Linked DNA regions of Homo sapiens: region 2 is linked to region 1. Evidence: read pairs that join two places in POLR2A ChIA-PET (ENCODE). Cell type or tissue: K562. All regions are shown on one strand. Links, peaks and the distances in the headings refer to the core of each region. The heading gives the core; the rest is flanking DNA. Region 1 overlaps RBL1 (RB transcriptional corepressor like 1). Region 2 overlaps MROH8 (maestro heat like repeat family member 8).

Region 1 (5,381 bases), core at 135-5,134:
TTAATTAAAAAAAATTTTTTTAGAGGCCGAGTCTTGCTGTATTGCCCAGGCCTCGAGTGCAGTGGCACCTTTTTAGCTCACTGCAGCCTCAAACTCCTCAGCTCAAATGATCCTCCTGCTTCAGCCTCCCAAGTAGCTGAGACTACAATCATGTGCCACCATGCCTGACTGATATTTTTAAATCTTTTTATAGAGACAGGGTCTTACTATGTTGCTCAAGCTTGTCTCAAAGTCCTGACCTTAAGTGGTCCTCTTGCCTCAGCCTTTTTTTTTTTTGGGACAGAGTCTCACTCTGTTGCCCAGGTGGAGTGCAGTGGTGCAATCTGGACTCGTTGCAACCTCCGCCTCCCGGGTTCAAGCGATTCTCCTGCCTCAGCCTCCTGAGTAGCTGGGACTACAGGCATGTGCCACCACGCCCAGCTAATTTTTGTATTTTTCGTAGAGATGTGGATTCACCATATTAGCCAGGCTGGTCTCAAACTCCTGACCTTGTGATCCGCCTGCCTCAGCCTCCCAAAGTGCTGGGATTACAGGCGTGAGCCACTGTGCCCACCCTCATCCCCTCTTTTAATAGATGGTTCCCAATTTTGGATTTGTCTCCTATTAACTTTTGATTAGATGCAGGTTAGTCATTCCCTGATGGAAAACTGTATAAGTGATTTTGTCTCCTGAGGATATCACATCTGATGATGGCATGTGTTATCCATCTGCATCTCATTGGTGATGTTAATTTTTGTCATCTGGTCAAGATGTTGTCCTATTTCTCTACTGTATATTAATTTTTTTCACCTTGCAGCTACTCTATGGGTCTCAGATACATCTTTTACTTACTCTAGTATCAAGCATATAGAATTATTTGGCTGGATAGGAAACAAAACAAATTTAGCTATCCAGTTTGGATTCATGCTAATATTCTTTGTTTCTGGGACAAAACTATTTGTGGTCATTGTCTATTTGCTATTCCTGTGTTTCCAGAATAGAAGAGGAGCAAAGTTTAAAGCCCTATTCAGAAATGGCAAATAGGTTTTAGTTGATGCTAAATTTAAATTTTTTTTTATTTTTATTTTTTGAGACGGAGTTTTGCTCTTGTTGCCCCGGCTGGAGTGCAATGGCCTGATCTCAGCCTCCCCAGTAGCTGGGATTACAGGCGCCCGCCACCACGCCTGGCTAATTTTTTATATTTTTAATAGGGAGAGGGTTTCACCATGTTGGCCAGGATGGTTTCAAACTCCTGACCTCAGGTGATCCACCCGCCTCGGCCTCCCTAAGTGCTGGGACTATAGACGTAAGCCACCGTGTCCAGCCTAAAAAAAATGTTTTTAAACAACTTTGGTTCTAAAAATAAAATAAGATGATAAAAATTAAATGAAGATCAATGGGGTTAATTTTTTAATTGAGCAAGACATTATCATTGTTAGTATAAAACAATCTGATCTTTTTCTGTCAATGTTTGTCATTGTTCATATAATTTCAAAAATCTTTGTAATGACAGATTCTGGGGGAACTAAACAAAAAAGAATTATAACAAAACAAATGTAGAGCAGTACATGGCAGGAGAATCACTTGAACCTTGGAGGTGGAGGTTGCAGTGAGCTGAGATAGCGCCACTGCACTCCAGCCTGGGCGACAGAGCAAGACTCCATTTCAAATTAAAAAAACAAGGCTGGGCGCGGTGGCTCACGCCTGTAGTCCCAGCACTTTGGGAGACCAAGCCGGGTGGATCACAAGGTCAGGAGATCGAGACCATCCTGGCTAACACAGTGAAACCTCATCTCTACTAAAAATACAAAAACAAAATTAGCCAGGTGGGCGCCTGTAGTCCCAGCTACTCGAGAGGCTGAGGTGGGAGTATGGCGTGAACCCAGGAGGCGGCGCTTATAGCGAGCCGAGATTGCGCCATTGCACTCCAGCCTAGGTGACACAGTGAGACTCCGTCTCAAAAAAAAAAAAAAAAAAAAAAAATCAAATTTCAAATAATGAAACAAACTCTGGAGATGGACAGTGGTGATGGTTGCACAGTGTGAATGTACTTAATGCTACTGAACTATAGACTTAACAGTGGTTACAACGGTAAAGGTTATGTATGTTTTACCACGCACACACACGTACACACAAATGTATTTTCAAAAATTTTAAATAATACAGAAGGCTTATAAGTAGAAAGCAGTATCCTTGGCCACGCACAGTGGCTCACACCTGTAATCCCAGCACTTTGGGAGGCTGAGGCGGGTGGATCACCTGAGGTCAGGAGTTCAAGACCAGCCTGGCCAACATGATGAAACACCGTCTTTACTAAAAAATACAAAAAAATTAGCTGGGCGTGGTTGCGGGTGCCTGTAATCCTAGCTACTGGGGAGGCTGAGGCAGGAAAATTGCTTGAACCCAGGGAGGCGAAGGTTGCAGCTAGCAGAGATCGTGCCATTGTATTCCAGTGTGGGTGACAAGAGTGAAACTCCATCTCAAAAAAAAAAAAAAAAGAAAAGAAAAGAAAAACGTCTCCTTTTGGCACTCTCCGTAATTAACCATTATTAATAATTTCTTCTGGCCAGGCGCAGTAGCTCATGCCTGGACTCCCCAGCACTTTGGAAGGCTTAGACGGGCGGATCACCTGGGGTCAGGAGTTCAAGATCAGCCTGGCTAACATGGTGAAACCTCATTTCTATAAAAATACAAAAAATTAGTCGGGCATGGTGGGGCACACCTGTAATCCCAGCTACTCGGGAGGCTAAGGCAAGAGAATTTCTTGAACCCAGGAGGTGGAGGTTGCAGTGAGCCGAGATTGTGCTATTGCACTCTAGCTTGGGCAACAAGAGCAAAACTCTGTCTCAAAAAAAAAGGTCTTCCTATGTACAAATATATAAACTTGTTTTTTGGTATTTTTTCTTTTTATTTTCTTTTCTCTTTATTTGTTTGAGACAGAGTCTTGCTCTGTCACTCAGGATGGAGTGTAGTGGTGTGATCACAGCTCACTACAGCCTAGACATCACAGGCTCAAGCGATCCCTCACTTCAGCCTCCCGAGTAGCTGGGACCACAGGTATACACCACCATGCTTGGCAAATTTTATATTTTTTGTAGAGACGGGTCTCACCATGTTGCCCAGGCTGGTGTTTTTTCTTTTTAAAACATAAATTATACTATATGTGTTGCTCTACAGTTATTTTTCTTTATATTTTGGAAATTCTTCCATATCAGCATATGTAGTTCTACCTCATTAATTTTTTTAATGATACTAGGATATTTTAGGGTATAAGGATCTTTCATCTATTTAGCCATGCCTTATGGCCATTTCGATTGTATCCAGTCCTTTGTAGTTGCGGACAAATAAACATCATTGTAAAGATGATATTTCTGATAAATTCCAAAAATATGTATGATTCCTAAAAATGGGTCAAAAGATGTATCTTTTTTGGTCAGGCCCAGTGGCACACACCTGTAATCCCAGCACTTTGGGAGGCCAAGGCGGGCAGATCTCTTGAACCCAAGAGTTCAAGACCAGCCTGGGCAACAGGGTGATACCCTGTTTCTACAAAGATTAGCCAGGCATGGTGGTGCATGCCTGTAATCCCAGCTACTCGGGAGGCTGAGGTGGGAGAATCACTTGAACCCAGGAGGTGGAGGCTGCAGTGAGTTATGATGATGCAACTCTACTCCAGCCAGGCTGGTAAAGCAAGACCCACTCTCAAAAAAAAAAAAAAATCCATTAAAAATAATTACAAACTTATGAAAAAAAAGAAAACTAAGTCTTTTTAAAATGTAGATTGATATTCTCAAAGTCCCTTTCCCCCAAAATGTTTATTTTTTTTTGAGCTAGAATCTTGCTCTGTTGCCCAGGCTGGAGTGCAATGCACGGTCTCTGCTCACTGCAGCCTCCTCCTCCTGGGTTCAAGTGATTCTCCTGCCTCAGCCTCCCCAGTAGCTGGGGCTACAGGTGCATGCCACCACACCCACCTGTATTTTTTTTTTTTTTTTTTTTTTTTGTATTTTTAGTAGAGACGGGGTTTCGCTATTTTGGCCAGGCTGATCTTGAACTCCTAACCTTGTGATCCATCCACCTCGGCCTCCCAAAGTGCTAGGATTACAGGTGTGAGCCACCGCGCCCAGCCTGTTTTTATCTTTTTTATTTTTTGTTTGTGTTTTTTGAGACAGGGTCTCACCTTGTCACCCAGGCTGGAGTGCATTGTCGCGATCTCTGCTCACTTGCAACCTCCGCCTTCTGGGCTCAAGTGATCCTCCCACCACGCCCTCCTGAGTAGCTGGGACTACAGGTGCATTTCATCACGCTCAGGTAATTTTTGTATTTTTAGTTGAGACAGGATTTCACCATGTTGGCCAGGCTGGTCTCAAACTCTTGGCCTCAAGTGATCCACCCGCCTCAGCCTCCCAAAGTGCTAAGATTACAGGCATGAGCCACCGCGCCCAGCCTTCCGCAAAACGTTTTTAAGTGTCAAATTTTTAATGCTAAAAGAGCAGTTACCCAGCATCAATGTGTTCATTCAGAGAAATAAACAAAAATTTCAAATGATTTTGTTTGCTTTGACTTATAATAATTTGGGCTGTTTTCAAAATTTCAACTTAAATATAATTTTTTTAACTTTTATTATTATTTGAGTCAGGGTCTTACTCTGTTGCCCAGGCTAGAGTACAGTAACATGATCTCAGCTCACTGCAACCTCTGCCTCCCAGATTCAAGCAATCCTCCCACCTCATCCTCCCAAGTAGCTGGGACTACGGGTGTGTGCCACTATGCCCAGATAATTTTTGTAGCTCTTTTTTTTTAGAGATGGGGTTTCACCATGTTCCCCAAGCTGGTCTTGAAGTCCTGAGCTCAAGTGATCCACCCATCTTCGCCTCCCAAAGTGCAGGGATTACAGGGGTGAGCCACCACACCTGGTCCCATCTCTAGATTATTTATACCTAATACAATGTAAATACTATGTCAGTAGTTGTTACACTGTATACTTTAGGGAATAATCACAAGAAATGAAGTTGGTACATGTTCAATACGGACACAACCATCCTTTTTTTCCAATTATTTTTGATGTGTGGTTGGTTGAATCCATGGATGTGGAACTCACAGATATGGAGGGTAAACTCTAGAGAGAGAGAGAGTGTGTGTGTGTGTGTGTTTGTATGTGTATGGTGTTGGTGGTGGAGTAAAATATATATAACATAAAATTCATAAAGTTGACAATTTTTAAGTTCAGCATACCTTCACCTTCACATTGTTCAACCAACACCACCACCATTTCCCGAACTTTCTTATCTTCCCAAACTATACACATTAAATGGTAACTCAGCTGTTTAGCTGTTAGTCCAGCCCAGCTCTGCCTCAGTGAACTATGCTGTGCTCTGCTCCACTGAGGTGCAGGGCTGACTGTA
Region 2 (5,381 bases), core at 188-5,187, 70 kb before region 1:
GAAGAGCCTCCAAAGTGTCCCATGCTAGGGGAACTTCACGTGGGGCCAGGGAGTGTTGCTGATCCTGTGCCTTTTCAGTGTCTTTACAGGCAGACGTTTCAGGCATTCTCTGAGATGCTCCAGAGTTTGGTGGTAAAAGACCCACATTTGGAAAATCTTGACACCATTATTAAGGTAAACAAGATATCAAGGGAGAGTGGGAAATGATTCCTATTAACTGGTGAAAGTGGGAGATGAAAATGTGGAAGTATTCAGTGGTAAGAGGCAACGTAGTAAAGAGTATCAGCTATCAACTTTGAGTCAGAGACTTGGGTTCAAATGCTGACTCTGCCATTCATTGGTTACACGTCCTCCCGCTAGAAATTCTGCAAGGAATTTGCTCTCTCAGTGTTGCATTTCTTCACATTTACATGGAGATAATAATTACTGTGAATATTGAATAAGTGGCCTTCAATAAATTATTTGTTTATTTATTTTCAGAGACAGGGTCTTGCTCTGTGGCCTAGGCTGGAGTGAAGTGGCACCATTATAGCTCCCTGCAGCCTCGAATTCTTGGCCTCAAGTTATCCTCCCACCTCAGCCTCCCAAAGTGCTGGGATTACAGGCATGAGCTACTGCACCCTGTCACAATAAATTGTTTAAATAGTTGCTTAATTATTCCTTAAATTATTCCTGGGGGCAGGGCGCAGTGTTTCACGCCTGTAATCCCAGCACAGGCCAAGGCAGGTGGATTATTTGAGGCCAGGAGTTCGAGACCAGCCTCACCAACATGGCACAACCCTGACTCTACTAAAAAATAAATAAATAAATAAATACAGAAATTAGCCAGGTGTGGTGGTACACACCTGTAATCCCAGCTACTCAGGAAGCTGAGGCATGAGAATCACTTGAACCCAGGAGGAGGAGGTTGCAGTGAGCAGAGATCGCACCACTGCACTCCAGCCTGTGTGACAGAGAAAGACTCTATTTCAAAAAAAAAAAAAAATTATTATTCCTCACTAGTATAGAAGGGTTTTATTCAGTGATGAGGGAAGGGTCAGCCTCAAGAGTTAGTAAGGCCAGGCACGGTGGCTCATGCCTGTAATCCCAGCATTTTGGGAGGCCAAGGCAGGCGAATCAATCATTTGAGGTCAGGAGTTCAAGACCAGCCTGGCTAACATGGTGAAAACCTGTCCCTACTAAAAATGCAAAATTAGCCAGGCATGGTGGCGCATGCCTGTAGTCCCAGCTACTCGGGAGGCTGAGGCAGGAGAATTGCTTGAACCCAGGGGGCAGAGGTTGCAGTGAGCCAAGATTGCGCCACTGTACTCCAGCCTAGGCGATAGAGCGAGACTTCTTCTCAAAAACAAAACAAAACAAAAAAAGAGTTAGTAAATAAGCAGCTTCCTACCAGATGATACTCAAAGGTTATAATGACGAACTGCTCTGACCTGCACCTGTTCCTGTATATGCTCTTCCATCACTAGAGATTGATTCATTGGAATTCATTCACTGCATTCAGGTATCTTGCTCTCCTACCCTTTTTTTATTGTTGTTATTTTATTTTTATTTTTCTTATCCTTTTTTTAAGATGCAGATATCCCAGAAAGGGATAAGGCTTTAAGCTATTATTAATCGTTTGCACCCAAATGATGCATTTATTGTTGTCCTAACTGACAAGCAAGGCACAAAAACCTAGGCAGTCGAGTGGTTTGGCTGCTACAGGAGCTTATTTTCTAGCTTATTTTCTTAAATGCTCTGATGGGCATTTATTCTCATCCTAACTGACCTTAATACTACTTCTCATTCCTCTTCTATTTGTACATTAGCATACCAGCCAGATTGGGTTTCTCCTCTTTATGCAGTTGTACTTTGTACTTTCCTGCCTTGGCAGCTTAATTCAAGCCTTTCTTTTTCTCTTTTTTTTGAGACTGGATCTCGCTCTGTCACTTAGGCTGGAGTACAGTGGCGCGATTTCAGCTCACTGCAGTTTCCGCCTCCCGGGCTCAAGCAGTCGTCCCACCTCAGCCTCCCGAGCAGCTGGGACTACAGGCACACGCCACCATGCCCAGCTAATTTTTGTATTTTTTTGTAAAGATGGGGTTTCACCATGTTGCCCAGGCTGGTCTCCAACTCCTGGGCTCAAGCAGTCAGTATAATCCCTCCGGCAGTGCTGGGATTACAAGCATGAGCAACCACACCTGGCTGTCCTCAGAGTTAAACTTTAAAATTAGTAGCATGTTGTTAACTTTATTTCTTTCCAAAGCAGATTTGAAAGAGCTAAAAACATTCAGAAGTACAGAATAATTAATTGAAGAATTGGGCTGAAGAGAAAGTAAGTCTAGAAAATAAGCTCTGGCCAGGCACAGTGGCTCACGCCTGTAATCCCAGCACTTTGGGAGGCCAAGGCGGGCAGATCACCTGAGGTCAGGAGTTCGAGATCAGCCTGGCCAACATGGTGAAACCCCGTCTCTACAAAAATACAGAATTAGCTGGGCGTGGTGGCGAGTGCCTGTAGTCCCAGCTACTCGAGAGGCTGAGGCAAGAGAATCACTTGAATTTGGGAGGCAGAGGTTGCAGTGAGCCAAGATCACACCATTGCACTCCAGCCTGGGCAACAGAACAAGACTCCATCTCAAAAAAAAAAAAGAAAAGAAGCTCCTAAGCTCCTATATAACAACCAAACCACCCACCACCCATGTCTTTGTGCCTTGCTTGTCATTCTACCACTTTTATTTCCAACCTGAGCTATAATAGCATTTAGCAAAGTATTTTGAGATCTGGTAGCAACATGGAACTTGTCACTCCACATTTCTTTCTAAACACAATAAGGATGGTATCCCAAATCTTCCTGATAAACCATTTAGCCTCCCTTTATTTCTCACAGCACTTGGTCCCCTGGTTACAGTCAGTCAAAGACCATGAGCGGGAACGGGCCACGGCCAGCATGGCTCAAGTTCTGAAGTGCCTATCCAAACATCTCAACTTGAAGGTGAGCGGCCCTTCAGTTGCAGAGGAGGAAAGATCCAAAGCCATTCCCTCACTGCCGATTTCTCCTCCTCTTTATAACTCCCCAGGCTGGTTCTGTGTCCCCTTCGTGCTCATGTACTATCATAGCACTTAGCATTGTCTTCTTATCTGCTCTTCTCCTGAGCAGCTTGGGGCCAGTTGCTGTGTTGATTAATCTTTGCATCTCCATTGCTTAACACAACAGCTGGAACATAATGATATAGTAACTATAACCTGAAAATACCTGAGGCCCATGGTGGCTAGTCTCTGTATAGTATTATATTTGAGTACAGCAGGCAAATTTAAATAAATCAACTTCAATATCTCCCAGCAACTCAAAGAGAGTGGTACTATGGCACCTCTTCAGATCCTCACATTTCTCTTTCTCTCTCTCACTTCTCAGTTCTGAATCATCTCCCCTATGGCATCTCATTATTATGATGATCATTATTCAAGGCAGGGTCTTGATCCATCACTCAGGCTGGAGTGCAGTGGGGCCATCATAGCTCACTGCAGCCTTGAACTCCTGGCCTCAGGCAATCTTCCTGCCTCAGCCTTCCAAGTAGGTGGGACTACAGTCACACGCCACCACGCCTGGCTAATTTTTATTTATTTATTTATTTATTTTGGTAGAGATGGGGTTTCACCATGTTGCCCTGGCTGGTCTCAAATTCCCAGGTTCAAGTGGTCCTCCTTCCTTGGCTTTCCAAAGTGCTGGGATTACAGACGTGAGCCACCACGCCCGTCCTCTTCTGGATTTTTCTGAGGAAGGTCCATAGTTTTTTTTTAAATCAATTTTATTGAGGTATAATTTGTATACAATGAATTTATCCAATTTAAGTATACAGTTCAATGAGTTTTGACAAATATATATTATCTGGGTCTCTAACTTTTTTCATATTCTCAAAGAAATCTAAAGAATAAAGAATAAAAAAGGAAATGCTGAAGAAGCATTTAGTAATCAAACTAGGAGCGTAATTCTTCAGTGGCCTTTTTTGTCTTGATAAAGTTTGGGGGTTCTTAATATTATGATTATAAAACTTAGGGCCGGGCGCGGTGGCTCACGCCTGTAATCCCAGCACTTTGGGAGGCCGAGGTGGGCGGATCACGAGGTCAGGAGATGGAGACCATCCTGGCTAACACGGTGAATCCCCGTCTCTAATAAAAATACAAAAAATTAGCCGGGCGTGGTGACGGGCGCCTGTAGTCCCAGCTACTCGGGATGCTGAGGTAGGAGAATGGCGTGAACCCGGGAGGCAGAGCTTTCAGTGAGCCGAGATCACGCAACTGCACTCCAGCCTGGGCGACAGAGCGAGACTCCATCTCAAAAAAAAAAAACAAAACTTATTAACTGTTTGTCATTCAGTGACAGGTGCAGGCCACCACGCCTGGCTAATTTTTGTAGTTTTAGTAGAGACGGAGTTTCACCATGTTGGCCAGGCTGGTCTCGAATCCTTGGCCTCAAGTGATCTGCTTGCCTCGGCCTCCCAAAGTTCTGGGATTACAGGCAGAGCCACCGCGCCTGGCACCTTCCAAGTTCTTTTTTGTGCATGAGTGTGTTGGGGTGGGGGCTTCCATTTCCAATTTGTTCTCTACATATAGCCAGAGTCATCCTCTTCAGACCCATGTCATTCTTGCTTTTGTTTTGTTTCCTTGTTTTCTCCCCTGTGTTTTCTTTATTTTTCTTCATTTTCTTTTTTTGCCCCATGTCACTTCTTTGATCCAGTGATTTCCAAACTGATCTTAGAATACGGGGTCATGTCTGATGTAGGTCTGTCTACCTCTCTACACCTAAGTCCCCTGACTTATCACACAGCAGCCACCTTTACCTTCCTTCTTCCCACATAAGGCTCATCTTGCCTCATGGCCTTTGCACTTGCTGCCTTCTCTGCTTGGAATGACCTTCCCTAGCTCTGCACAGAGCCAGCCCCTCCTGGTTCTTTAGCACTGTGTTCAGATGTCTCGACCTCAAAAGGGCCTCTGCTCACCACAGACAGACCTACGCTTGCTCTCTGTCTCATCACTCTCTCCTTCCTAGGGCTGTCTAGAATCAGAGGTTATCTGGCTTGATTCTTTCTTTACTGCTGTGTTATCTGTTTCCCACTAATAGAATGTAAATTCTACCAGTGATTATGCTTGTCTTTTTTTTTTTTTTTTATGTGAGACAGGGTCTTGCTCTGTCACCCAAGTTGGAGTACAGTAGCACAATCACAGCTCACTGCAGCCTCAACCTCCTGGCCTTAAGCAATGCTCCTGCCTTAGCCTCCTGAGTAGCTGGGACTACAGGCATGTGCCACCATGCCTGGTTAATTTTTTTGTTTTTTATACAGATGGGGGTCTCACTATATTGCCCAAGGTGGTCCAAACTCTTGGGCTCAAACAATCCTCCCACC

What was found. ChIA-PET counts read pairs that join two places held together with the same protein. Peaks named below come from ENCODE experiments on the same cell type or tissue, not always from the same donor. Only the 100,000 strongest peaks of a DNase experiment are listed, where the experiment ranks them.
Region 2: POLR2A ChIA-PET joins it to region 1 with 5 read pairs; 7 of 35 experiments call an interaction of 5 or more read pairs at or near these places.

Annotation. Positions count from the first base shown.
Region 1 is chr20:37,082,229-37,087,609 of GRCh38, reverse strand. All of the region lies in intron 2 of RBL1 (RB transcriptional corepressor like 1), which reads left to right. Among named protein-coding and RNA genes, the nearest start is that of RBL1, 11 kb to the left of the region's middle. In K562, for the core only: no CTCF peak of the experiment used is centred there; no DNase peak of the experiment used is centred there.
Region 2 is chr20:37,152,653-37,158,033 of GRCh38, reverse strand. MROH8 (maestro heat like repeat family member 8) reads left to right here. Exons shown (of 25, transcript NM_152503.8): 8 at 79-174; 9 at 2,867-2,971. Among named protein-coding and RNA genes, the nearest start is that of RPN2, 24 kb to the left of the region's middle. In K562, for the core only: no CTCF peak of the experiment used is centred there; a DNase peak (open chromatin) is centred at 3,103; H3K4me3 peaks cover 221 bases.